Linked DNA regions of Mus musculus: region 1 is linked to region 2. A link is a loop called in an ENCODE intact Hi-C map of the cell type or tissue named here. Cell type or tissue: left cerebral cortex. All regions are shown on one strand. Each heading gives the region's core, and the rest is flanking DNA. Links, peaks and the distances in the headings are about the cores only.

Region 1 (5,457 bases), core at 958-4,957, 270 kb before region 2:
CATTTTAGGAGAGTAGCATCTATTTTAAGCCAGCAGTAATCATTTAAAAGCGAAAATAGATATAGCTAATAGGAGTACTGCGTCTAGAAACACATGACTCTCAGACTCTAGTGTATTCCCAGGCTTGAGCTACATGGGAGAATCAAGAGTCCTGGGCAGCATGGGACCCCCACCAAAACCCCTGGCCAACGGGAGCAAAGGTTTTGTGATGGATGTAGAAAATAAGAAAGTAAATAAGTAAGTAAGTAAATAAATAAATAAAGTCTCTGTTATTAATTATTCTGGTTATAATGCTCACAGTTGCTGCCTTTAAATTCCCTAACCTCACATATGGCGGCCTGACTCTCACCTGAAGGAAGCCCCTGTTAGCCATTATATACCAAAAGTCCCAGAGGAGTTAATTGTGTTTATATGAAACACTGCCACACAGACACAGCACATTCCTGCCCTCAGATGACAGGCAGGAGGATGGGACATTTTGGTCCAACCTGGCTGAGAGAGCTCCTTGCTCAGGGGTAAGCCCCCAGCCAGTGTTCTGTTGCAGGCTGCAGTGGGCCTCATCCATCTAGGTTAAGACCGCCCTGCCCCCTCTTGGGATGAAAGACTCCTAATACAGATGGATGAGAACCCAGCCAGACCACACTTCACACCTCTCCTCTGACGGCTTAAACAGAAACCTGCTCTAGACCCGGGCCCGGGCTCACTTCTTGCTAGAAAACTCCCTGGAAGAACGTGACCAAGCGTCTATTTTTTTTTTTTTCCAACCAGAGAAAATGTAGTACAAATAAAGTAACTCGGGCGCGGCAATGGTTTGGACGTTTCCAACCAAGCTCTGAGCTGCCCAGAAAGCAGCATGCCCCTAATTAATTCTTCCAGCAGCCGGCTCCCGACTGTTCACTAACAGGTAGGGCGCTCCTGACGGCTGGGGACGACCTGAGCGCCAGGCTGCGGCTCTCAAGGCGGGCCCAGCAGCCGGCTTCATCTGCAGGGCCGGCGGCTGCTCCTGGCTGGGACAGCGCTGGATTCCGGCTCGGGTGGGGAGGCAACGAGGCCCCGAGGCCCTGAGGCCGGAGCCCCAGCGAGCAGCAAGCGGCGCAACTTGCAAATCTATTAATTGCTTTGCAATTTTGTTGGTTTAAGCACCACACAATCCCTAGAAAATGGGGGGTGGGGGAAACAACAAAATCTGCCAGGGGAAAATGTGTTTACAACCCGTCAATCAGTTGGGCGTTGCTGGCATCGAGGGGGCACTGTGAGCTCGGCACTCGAAAATTACAGTAGATTTTTTGCCAAAAAGAAAATAAAGGGCGGGGGACTCGGGCAAGAGTCCGCGGAAAAAACGAGGTGGATAGCAGGGAGCGAGGAACCGGCAGGGGAGAGATTCCGAGTAAGAGGTTGCATCCTCGCGGATCGTTTTCTCCTTGGAAAATAAATCTTCACCTGATATTATTAAGAAACTGCAGCTCTCTGAAACAAATGGAATCAATGCGCTTTATTTTCTTTTAAGAGTCCTCAGGAACCGAGGCGGGGGGGTCTGATAGCCTGGGTATTAAAACCCGAAAATTAGATTTTATCAGGATTTCTGAACTCAGATTTCTCTGTCTTATTGAATTAGCGCCTTTCCAAGCTGGCCGGACTGCCAACAGGCTCTGCCGGAGTCTCGGGCTGTGCGCTCTCCTTGTGGGAAACTTGCCTCTGCGGGGCGCAGGGTCCCTGGGGATGATGGGGAGGCGGGGGGGGGGGCAGTCCACCGGAGGTTAATTCTTCTACCCAGGCTGGACAAAAGGTAGAAGAATTACCCAAGCTGAAACTTGCTTTGGAGGCCGTAGGAAGGATCGGGAAGGGAAGGGGAACCCCACGGCCGGCGGTTACCTCCCCTCCACCCCCACCCCGCCCTGGGTTGTCCCACGCTCACCGCTGCCTTGGTGGACGTTCGGGTTCGGGTGTCCCGGTGTCCCCAGTTCTGGGAAGGGAGCTTTCTCCAGACTCTGGTTTCTCCCTGTCACCCTCACAGCGGCTGGGAGGGCCCCAAAAAGTTGGGCTCTTGGGGGCGGGGCAGAACACCCAGCTCTGAGGACGTATAGCTGAGGCCGCCTCGTGTAGGTCCCTGAGGACGGGCGGGGCTAGCCTGAGGCCCGCAGACACCCAGGAGTCTGGCTGAGTCCGCGCTGAGCTCGGGCGCGTAGACAGTGGCGTGCACCGCACATAGAGCACAAACCGCCGCTGCGTTTTGCCTTTCCGAAGTTCGGTGCAAACCACCGGCGCAATTAATAATCACGCCTTTAATAAAGGCCAGGCTAGCATCCAGGCTGCCCCCTCATTTGACATCGCCTCCCTTAATTAAAAGACACCGAGCAAAGCTCCAGGGAATTATTCGCATTCTTTTTCCCGGCGCTGCTCCGCGGAGACCCTGTCGCCGCCATCCCCCAGCAAAGACCCGCAACTTACTCCGAAACGGGCGGACCCGAGATCTGGAGGTCCACTTCCCGTCTTTGCTCTCCCTGGAGTGCGACTCTCCACGGTGGTGGAGCCCCCTTCTCCGCCTGCCGACCCCCTCCACAGCACCGAAAGAAGTTTCTAACCTGACTGGCCAAGAGTTCTCCTTGCGCCTTTAGAGCCCAGAGGAGACTAAATTAGGGAGGGGAGCGCCGGCGGAGAAGGGTTAATTTACTTTTCATAGACACGAGTAAGCAGCGTTATTGCAACAGCCCATCCCCTCCCCACACAGGCGCTCGGATAGAAAAAGACGAGCTGGGTGGCGGGGAGCCCAGAGAGAAGACTAGCTACTCTACTTCTTAAAGATGCTGCACCCGGCGCGCACACACACCCCTCTTCCGCGGCTCCAGCCCTCCTTTAGTAGCAGCCGCCACCAGATAACTTTGCGTCCGAACCTCGGCTAGGAGGCTCCGAGTGACTCCCTGGTCCGGGGAGAACTGGCACCGTCGCCGAAGCCTTTTCAAAATGAAAGCACCCTGGCGAAACTGCGGCGCTTCCGTCCCCGCCCGCCGCCCCGGCGCTCCCCGCTCGCCTTACCCGGGCTCGGAGCAGCTTCCCGGAGCGAGCCCCGAGAGGCCGGAGACCGCCACCCTCTGGCTGGTGCTGGGTGGGCGCACGGGCCGCAGGGTTGAGAGCTGGAGACTCCTGCCCCGCGCCGCCGCTGCGGTGGCCACCCTCAGATCTGGGCTGGGGAACCCTCGGGCCGCCGGGGGGCCCGCCCGCAGCCGTCCCGGAGACGCGGGCCAGGGAAGGGGGCCAACCGCGCGGCTTGCATGGCCCTCCCGGGCCGATCGGGAGGTCGCTGTTAACAAGTGCAAACTTTTGGGGCCCCCTGGGCAGCCAGGGGAGAACCTGCACGCGCGCCCCACTCAGCCCCTGGCCTGGGTGGGCTTCGCCGCTGCTGGTCCAGGCGCCTGAACATCCCCCTGGCGCGGCGCCGGCCAGATGGCGGGGCGCCTCACCGCCCCCCTGCACTCCGCTCCAAGTTAATGCCGAGGCTAAATCCTCTTGCCATCACTCACGGTCACCATCGGGGCTTTTATCTCCCGGTCTGATCCGGGCTGCGTAACTTCCTCTGTGTGGCTTTAACACACCATCCCACCACGGAGCAACGGTCTTCTTAAAGGTGCAGGAAGGAAATACTGCGAGGCTCCGGGGACGAGCTCGGCCCGGGGAGGGGCGCGGCGAACAGGGGTGTCCCGGCGGGCCCGCGGCCAGGGTGGCCCCAGCAGGCGGCCGCCGGAGTGAGCCTGCTGTGGGGGGTCGCTGCCTACACATCGCCTGTCGGCCCGAGGACCAACCGGTCCCTGAGCTCGGGGTGCATCCTCAGCGGACTCGGGTCAGGCACAGCGGAGCTGCATCTCCCTTCTTCCCAACTGTGGGGCCTGACTCGGTGCCAGCGCCCAGGGGTGTGGGGGCTGCCCCATCGGCACCAGGGAGGGGGCCAAGTGAGTCAGCCCCCACCCCCCACAGCCAGGGCTCTAGGCTGCTGCTCCTCGGTTTCTGTCTCTTTCTCTCTGTGTGAAGCGCTGCCACCCAGAAGGCCCTGAGCAGTGGGTAAAGGGGTGGGTGGGTGGATTTGGGGAGCTGGGGAGGGGGAGCGCTCTGAGCGCACAACCAAAGCATGAATACCAGCTGACACATCGCCGCCTCCAGCCTGATGGGCCCTGCTTTTGACGGAGAAGCCAAGCCAGCTCTGCAGGGAGCGCAGAGTAGGGGGGCAGGAGGGCCTTTGCTAAGGAGCTCTCTGCCTTCCTGGGGCAGGCCTGGGAGGACCACGTGGGAGGACTCCAGCAGATGCCGGGCAGAGGCCACTGAGTTGACTGCCCTAGGACAGCCCTGTGCTCTCTTCAGCCCCCTGGAGGCTTCCTGCCAGGCTGTGTGCAGGCTGTAAGAGTGCTTCCTGGTATTCCCAGGGGCGCTTTGTGGGTCTTTTGGGGGTGCTCCTGGTCCCCTTTGGGTGGGTTCTTGCTGCAGTATTTACGGAGATGTCATTTGGATGCATCAAGAACAAAGGACCTAGAGGGGGTGGGGTGGGGGGAGAGAGAGAGAGAGAGAGAGAGAGAGAGAGGGAGAGAGAGAGAGAGAGAGGGAGAGGGAGAGAGAGAGAGAGACTGGTCCAAGGTCACAGAGGGTGTCACTAGGTTGGCTTGTACCTCAGCCCCCACCCCACTGCCTCCACTCACACCCACTTTAACCCTTCCCTACTCCCAACATCTCCCCCTAAATCTTAACAGAGGGTTGTTCTGTTGGTTATAACATTTGGAATTTTGTGACAAAGCAAGCAGGAAATGAAGAATTAAAGATTGTCATTGGTAATAATGATGATGATAATAATAACAAACAATTTATAGAGTGCCTTTCATGTCAGACTGCATGCAAAGTGGCCTGTGTGCACTGGTCCCTAGTTCTTCCCCAAGCTGTGTGACTTAACCTCAACTTGGAGTTTAGAGACCTTAAGTGGCTTGGCCAAGGTCATGCAACTAAGTAAGATTTTGGTTTGGGAGATGGATCTTCATGTTCTTAATTGGATGCTCCCCCACTGACTGGCTTGCTGGATTATTTGTGGCATGACACAAGTTCTTTCAGAGCCTCAGTTTCCCTGTCTGTCGAGTGTGACTGGCAAGACCTTTCTTTTCTGAGTGCCAACTTGAACACATCCTCAGATTTCAAAGAAGGGCCACCCCACCAAGCTGTCCAGGAAAGCAGATGCAGGCCAATGTCCTCTCCCCTAATACACACATATTCCTATCCTGGCCTCAGTGTCTCCAACCAGAGGGAACTCCTTGGAGGAAGCAGGCAGACCACAGCCTCTCAGATTGTAAGCATTTGTGCCTCAGGCAACAGTGAAGGGCACACTGTGGGGCTTCTGCCCAGGGTGAGTGATGACCCTGTAGGCCTTTGGCCTGCTGTCTCCCCCAGGCAGGGCCATCAATCCCCAGCAGTGCCCTGCTGTTACAT
Region 2 (5,242 bases), core at 1-4,000:
CAAGTCTACCTTAGTGACAGCTTCCCTTGAAGTCACTAGCCATTGTCCTTCCCTGCCGAGGAAACTCCACACTACCATGGCTGCCAGGATTCTCACCTGCTGGTCTGAGCAGTGGTGACCACAAGGAGTGTTGCTTGGCAGCTCACTGTCACAGTTCTTAAAGAGCAAGGCTACTCCTCACAAGACACGAGCCTGGCTTGAGAACTGACTGCGCAGTGTTCGAGGAAGCCTCTGGGTACTCTGGGCAAAGGCGCAGAGGGTCCTTCCCCGTGCTGAGGGGTGAGCATGTGACAGGCTTCCTCTACCTGACATGGCTCTTGACTGAAATGAGGGGGTTCTGAAGTAGAGCAAATCCATTACCCATCGCCCTCCTGTTATTTCCAAACCCCACACCAGCTTGTGGGTGGGCCACATGCTTGTATCAGTAACCTCCTCAGAGGCTATTGTCCCCTCGTTGACACCTTGGGGGAGTGAGTTATGTGACTTGCCTGGCTCTCAGGGCTGCCTGCCTGTGGCGGTGGGTTCTATTTCTAGGCCTTTATGCCCATGAGTCTCCTTGAGGTGGAGAATTGAGTTACCCGAGCCTCATCCTTATGCATGACATCTGGGAGCCCTCCGCTCTCAACCTCAAGGGTGGGCAACTGTCGCTTATTATGTTACTTGGTGACATTGGGGCCGCCCCAGCTGTGTTAAGCCCCACCATGACAGAGAGGGACAACCTCTGAAATGAGATTAGCTCAGAGCACATTGCCCTGGTACAGAATTTCACAGCACTTCCAGGCTGTGCCTGTGGCTGCTGCTCAGAATGGGTGAGAGAGGGTAGAGGCAGCTGTCTAGAAACAGGGAGCCTGGCAATGATGCCAAATAGATAGCCCTGGGGAACACTCCAGCTCTGGACAGCAGGGATTTCTGTGTTAAGATCTTGAGCGGAACAGGAGACATCCAAACTGGGTCACAGGGAGACAGGCTTGTGGGGTTAGGCAGCTTTCCTATAGGACCATGGGTGTCTTCCAGGGTCAAAGCCTGCTTAAGCTCTGTCCTTGGGCCACCAGGCCTTCCAAGAGGGCAGCCGAGGGGCTCCCTGAACCCTTTCTCTCCTTTCCTTTGTCAGACCTGGCTGAGAAGCTACATTAAGCTGTTCCAGGCCCCGTGCCAGCGCTGTGGGAAGTTTCTACAAGATGGCCTTCCCCCGACGTGGAGAGACTTCCGAACCCTGGAAGCTTTCCATGACACCTGCCGACAGTGACAGTGACCCCGGCCCCAGCACAGGGCAGCCTGCAGACAGGCTGCCTTCCCAAACAGCCCGACCCATTCACCACACAGGAGTCTACCACTGTTCTCCCTGGCAGAACTGTCAGCTGCATGTCATGATGGGGCATCACGGGAGGATGGTCTGCCCCTTCCCTGTGTGCTGGCCCCTGGGTCTGCTGCTCCCATGAGCTGTTAATGGAATGAACCTCTTCATTCTTACATTGGTTATGCTTGGTTGGTTTTGTAACTTATTTTTGTAAACAATAAAGCTTTTGTACCCTGGACAAGGCTCTGTGTTCTGCTTCTTACAGGAGGTCTGACATTCTCAGTTTAACCGGAAGAGTTTGCATTTGAAGCAGAGTCCTTGGGCTGGACATGCTAGGAGCATAAGCCCTGAATCTCAAGCTCCACAGGGTGGTGCAGGCCTGGAATCCTGGCTAGGAGGTGGACATGGGATCAGGAGTTCAAGGTCATCTTCAGCTGCATTGAGAGTTAGAATGGGCCAGTCTCAAAACGGGAAGAGGGACACCTTGTTTGTTTGTTTGTTTTGCTTCTATTGCCCTTTGGAAGGCCTAGTGGCCTAAGGACAGAGCTTAAGCAGGCTTTGACCCTGAAAGACATCCATGGTCCTATAGAAAAAGAGTTCTTTCCAAGGCTGCCTGCCTTTACTGTTTCTTCCTGGGGTCGGGGTGGGGGGCAGGGCTGGCAATGCTGTCCTGGTCATCTGTGCTGGTAAACGGAGGACTCCTTCTAAGGAGAGCATTGCAGATGGTTCTATTGAGTCAGCGCTACAGGTACCCAGAGAGGGGCCCTTCCCCAGCAGCAGCTACAGCACCTGCTAGTGTAGTACAGTGCAGGCTGCTCGGCCCTCTGTGGCCTGGGGCTCCCTGTGAGCCTTCTCCAGCCTTCCTAACAGAGCCACCCCCACTTCGGTAAAAGTGCCTGGACTAGAGGACATCTGCTTCCTCCCTCTTCCTCCCCCTCCTTTCCTGTAGTTACTGTAGTTACTCCCTGCCTCTCTCTCCTTCCTTCCCTGCTAGTTTTGGGGTTTTTTTTTTTTTCTTTTTTTTTTTTTTTTGTCTTGCTCGATAGTCCAGGCAGGCTTTAAGCTTGAGCAGTTTTGTCCCAGTGCTGGAATTACAGATATGCACAGAAAACTAAGACTTTGACTACAGGAGAGTGGCCAATTCCTGACTGGTCCTAGACCAGATTGGGAGGAACCAAGGCAGGAAGGTTTCTGTTTGTTTTCTCTTGTTCTTTACATTTTTGTTCACTTGTGTATATGAGTGATTTACCTAAATGTTTGTGCACCACATGCGGCTTGGGGCTAGAGTTTCAGAGTTGAGGTCACTGGGCAGTGAACTGCGTCCTCTGAAAGAGCAGCCCCTACTCCTGCCTCTGAGCCATCATCGAGTGAGGAATGTGTACCACAGCGCCATTCAACACGGGGCCCTAACCCAGAAGCAGTGCCAGGCGGGAGCTTGTGGGGCTGCAGGCCGTCAGGCCCATCCCTGCTACCTCCGTGCTCCTGGGATGTGCTCTCCTCTGCAGCCATGCCAGTGACAGTGACATGGGCCCCAGAGGACCCGACTCTGGGAAGCACATTTGGGAAGTGCGAGGGGTCTGCTTGTCAATAGCACATGCCCGAGGGTCATTGCATTGCATTCTGTGCCACAGTTCACTGAGATCAAAGATAGCAAGTCCTCTGCCTTTAGTCTGACTGTTGATTGAGCCTATAGCAGGGAAGCCCTTCCAGACACCACCCCCACTGCCGGCCGGGACACAGCGTCATGGACTTACTTCAGCCCTCTGATCCTTGGTCTCCCAAGATCCTCGCTATTGCCCTAAAGGAATGCACAACACTGGGTTAGCAATGAGAGTCTGCCTCAAGACTGCAGATCTTTCCAAAGACACTTAATGACAAGCAGACCTGGTACAGTGCCGAGGTATGCACTGCTCACATGGTATGATGGCAGCTCGCTGGCTGCGACCAAGTCGGGGCATGTGCAGAGTGACGAGCGCCTCGTGACTGCCAGCTGGCAGCTGGCACCTTCAGAGATGTGCAAATGTGGAACTGTCCCGGAGGACTAACAAGATTTCAGTGAGGGCGGGGCACATTGTAAGAAAGCTGTTTGCTTTTGAACCATTTGCGGTTCTGGTCCCCATCCCATTCATTCTATAGCTCTCCACCCTATTCCAGCCTGCTTCCGACAGGGGCCGTGCATGCAGAGCCCTCGCCCAGGCTTGGGCAGGCTGTTGCTCCCACTCAGAACAAGGGTCGTGTTCTTGTGTCCTCTGTCATCTTTAGAAACACAGTCTTTAAGACAAAGGGTGGTTTTCTGCTTCCAGGGATGACAGGACTTTATCCAGCAGGTTTGCCTAGGCAAAGCGAAGCTTTCCATACACAATAACATGGGCTGAGGGTGACCAAGGAGCAGGGTCAGTGGGCCACAGATGATGAACAGATGGCCCTGTGGGTAAGTGGCTCCCTCTGCAAGTTGGTCATCATGAAAGAAGAAGACTGGCTAAGCAAACAGATCAGCCGTGAGGCAGCCATGACAGTAGCCAGGCAGCAGAATCCCAGCCGTGCCTGCTAGTCTGATTTTCTTTTTTTCTCCCTTCTTGACACTTGTTTATTGTATGTGCACATGTCCATGTGTATGTATGTGCCCGTGCACATGTGTATGTATGTGCATGTGAGCTGATTCACAAATGAGGTCAGAAGACAACTTGTAGGAATTGTCTCAATTGTCAGGCTTGAGGCCAGGCATCATGACCTGCTGAACCATCTCAAATCTGATTTTATGTTTTTCGACACTCCCTAATTAAGGGAGGAGGAGAGGAGACACCAGAGTTGTGCCTGTTGTGCTCCCAGCTCTGTCTTGGGAAGGCAAGTTTGAATGGCAGTGCATTTGGTAAAGTCCAGAACGGGGGAGATCCCGAATGCTTGGTGATTACAGATCAGTGTGAGACGGCCTGGCTTCGGTGTCAGCTGTTAAAGACATTGACCTGAAATTGATGCAAAACCTCAAAGTGTAGAGAGGTCAGTTCCAAAAGTTAGATTGTGAGGGAAACCAGAAACAGACGGCTTCCTGGAGGAGCCTCCCCAGGTCCTAGAGCTAAGAGGCGATGGAGAGCGGAGTGCCACGATGACTGTCATGTGACTTGAAGATGTGGCTGTGGCTCAGTTAGTGGAGTGCTTGCCTAACATACTCCAAGCCTCAGCACCTCATAAACCCAGGCAGTGTGGTGGGCCCGCCTATAATCCCAGGCAGTGTGGTGGGCCCGCCTATAGTCCCAGGCAGTGTGGTGGGCCCGCCTATAGTCCCAGGCAGTGTGGTGGGCCCGCCTATAGTCCCAGGCAGTGTGGTGGGCCCGCCTATAGTCCCAGGCAGTGTGGTGGGCCCGCCTATAATCCCAGGCAGTGTGGTGGGCCCGCCTATAGTCCCAGGCAGTGTGGTGGGCCCGCCTATAGTCCCAGGCAGTGTGGTGGGCCCGCCTATAATCCCAGCCCGTAGGAGGTAAAGGCAGCAGAGAGGATCTTTCCTAAACTCAAGATCATTCTAAACTATACTGCAAGTTCAAGGCCAGCCTGGGCAACATGAGACCCTTCACCCTCTCTAAGGGTGGCGTCTGGCCAGACCTCCAAGGTATTTATTTGTCTTATGGGACTGTATTGTCACCCTCTATCCTTAATCTCTTCTCTACCAGCAAGCTCCATCCCAGGCAGGTGTATGGAGTTCCCACTTTACAGATGAAGAGCCTAGTGGAGGGATCTCCCACATTGACACGTGACTGACATGAGGGGCGGCTAGATAAAGTCTGAGTTCCCTCTCCACGGCTTCCTGCTTACCTGCTGGAAGTTACTGCTTCCAGGTAGCCAGGCCCTTGCCCCATGCCTTCTGCTGCCCACAGATTCTGGCTCCCATTAGCAACTGACAGAGCAGAGCAAGCAGGCCTGTGAAAGGTGGTCCAGATTTTTTTTCCTCCT

The links. Hi-C counts contacts between places; a loop is a spot of excess contacts. Peaks named below come from ENCODE experiments on the same cell type or tissue, not always from the same donor. Only the 100,000 strongest peaks of a DNase experiment are listed, where the experiment ranks them.
Region 1: a loop joins it to region 2, with 5 times the contacts of the local background. A loop is called at or near these places in 1 of 42 quality-filtered maps.

The regions. Positions count from the first base shown.
Region 1 is chr2:29,249,432-29,254,888 of GRCm38, forward strand. It overlaps 6530402F18Rik (RIKEN cDNA 6530402F18 gene), which reads right to left and starts at 3,562. Exons shown (of 2, transcript NR_029460.1): 1 at 3,034-3,562. In left cerebral cortex, for the core only: CTCF peaks have their summits at 3,070 (motif pointing left) and 4,348 (motif pointing left); DNase peaks (open chromatin) are centred at 2,122, 2,834, 3,017, 3,621 and 1 more place; H3K4me3 peaks cover 3,512 bases; H3K27ac peaks cover 2,203 bases.
Region 2 is chr2:29,523,256-29,528,497 of GRCm38, forward strand. Med27 (mediator complex subunit 27) reads left to right here. Exons shown (of 8, transcript NM_026896.5): 8 at 1,112-1,535. The coding sequence ends at 1,246. Among named protein-coding and RNA genes, the nearest start is that of Gm30761, 21 kb to the right of the region's middle. In left cerebral cortex, for the core only: no CTCF peak of the experiment used is centred there; DNase peaks (open chromatin) are centred at 2,213 and 3,270; H3K27ac peaks cover 564 bases.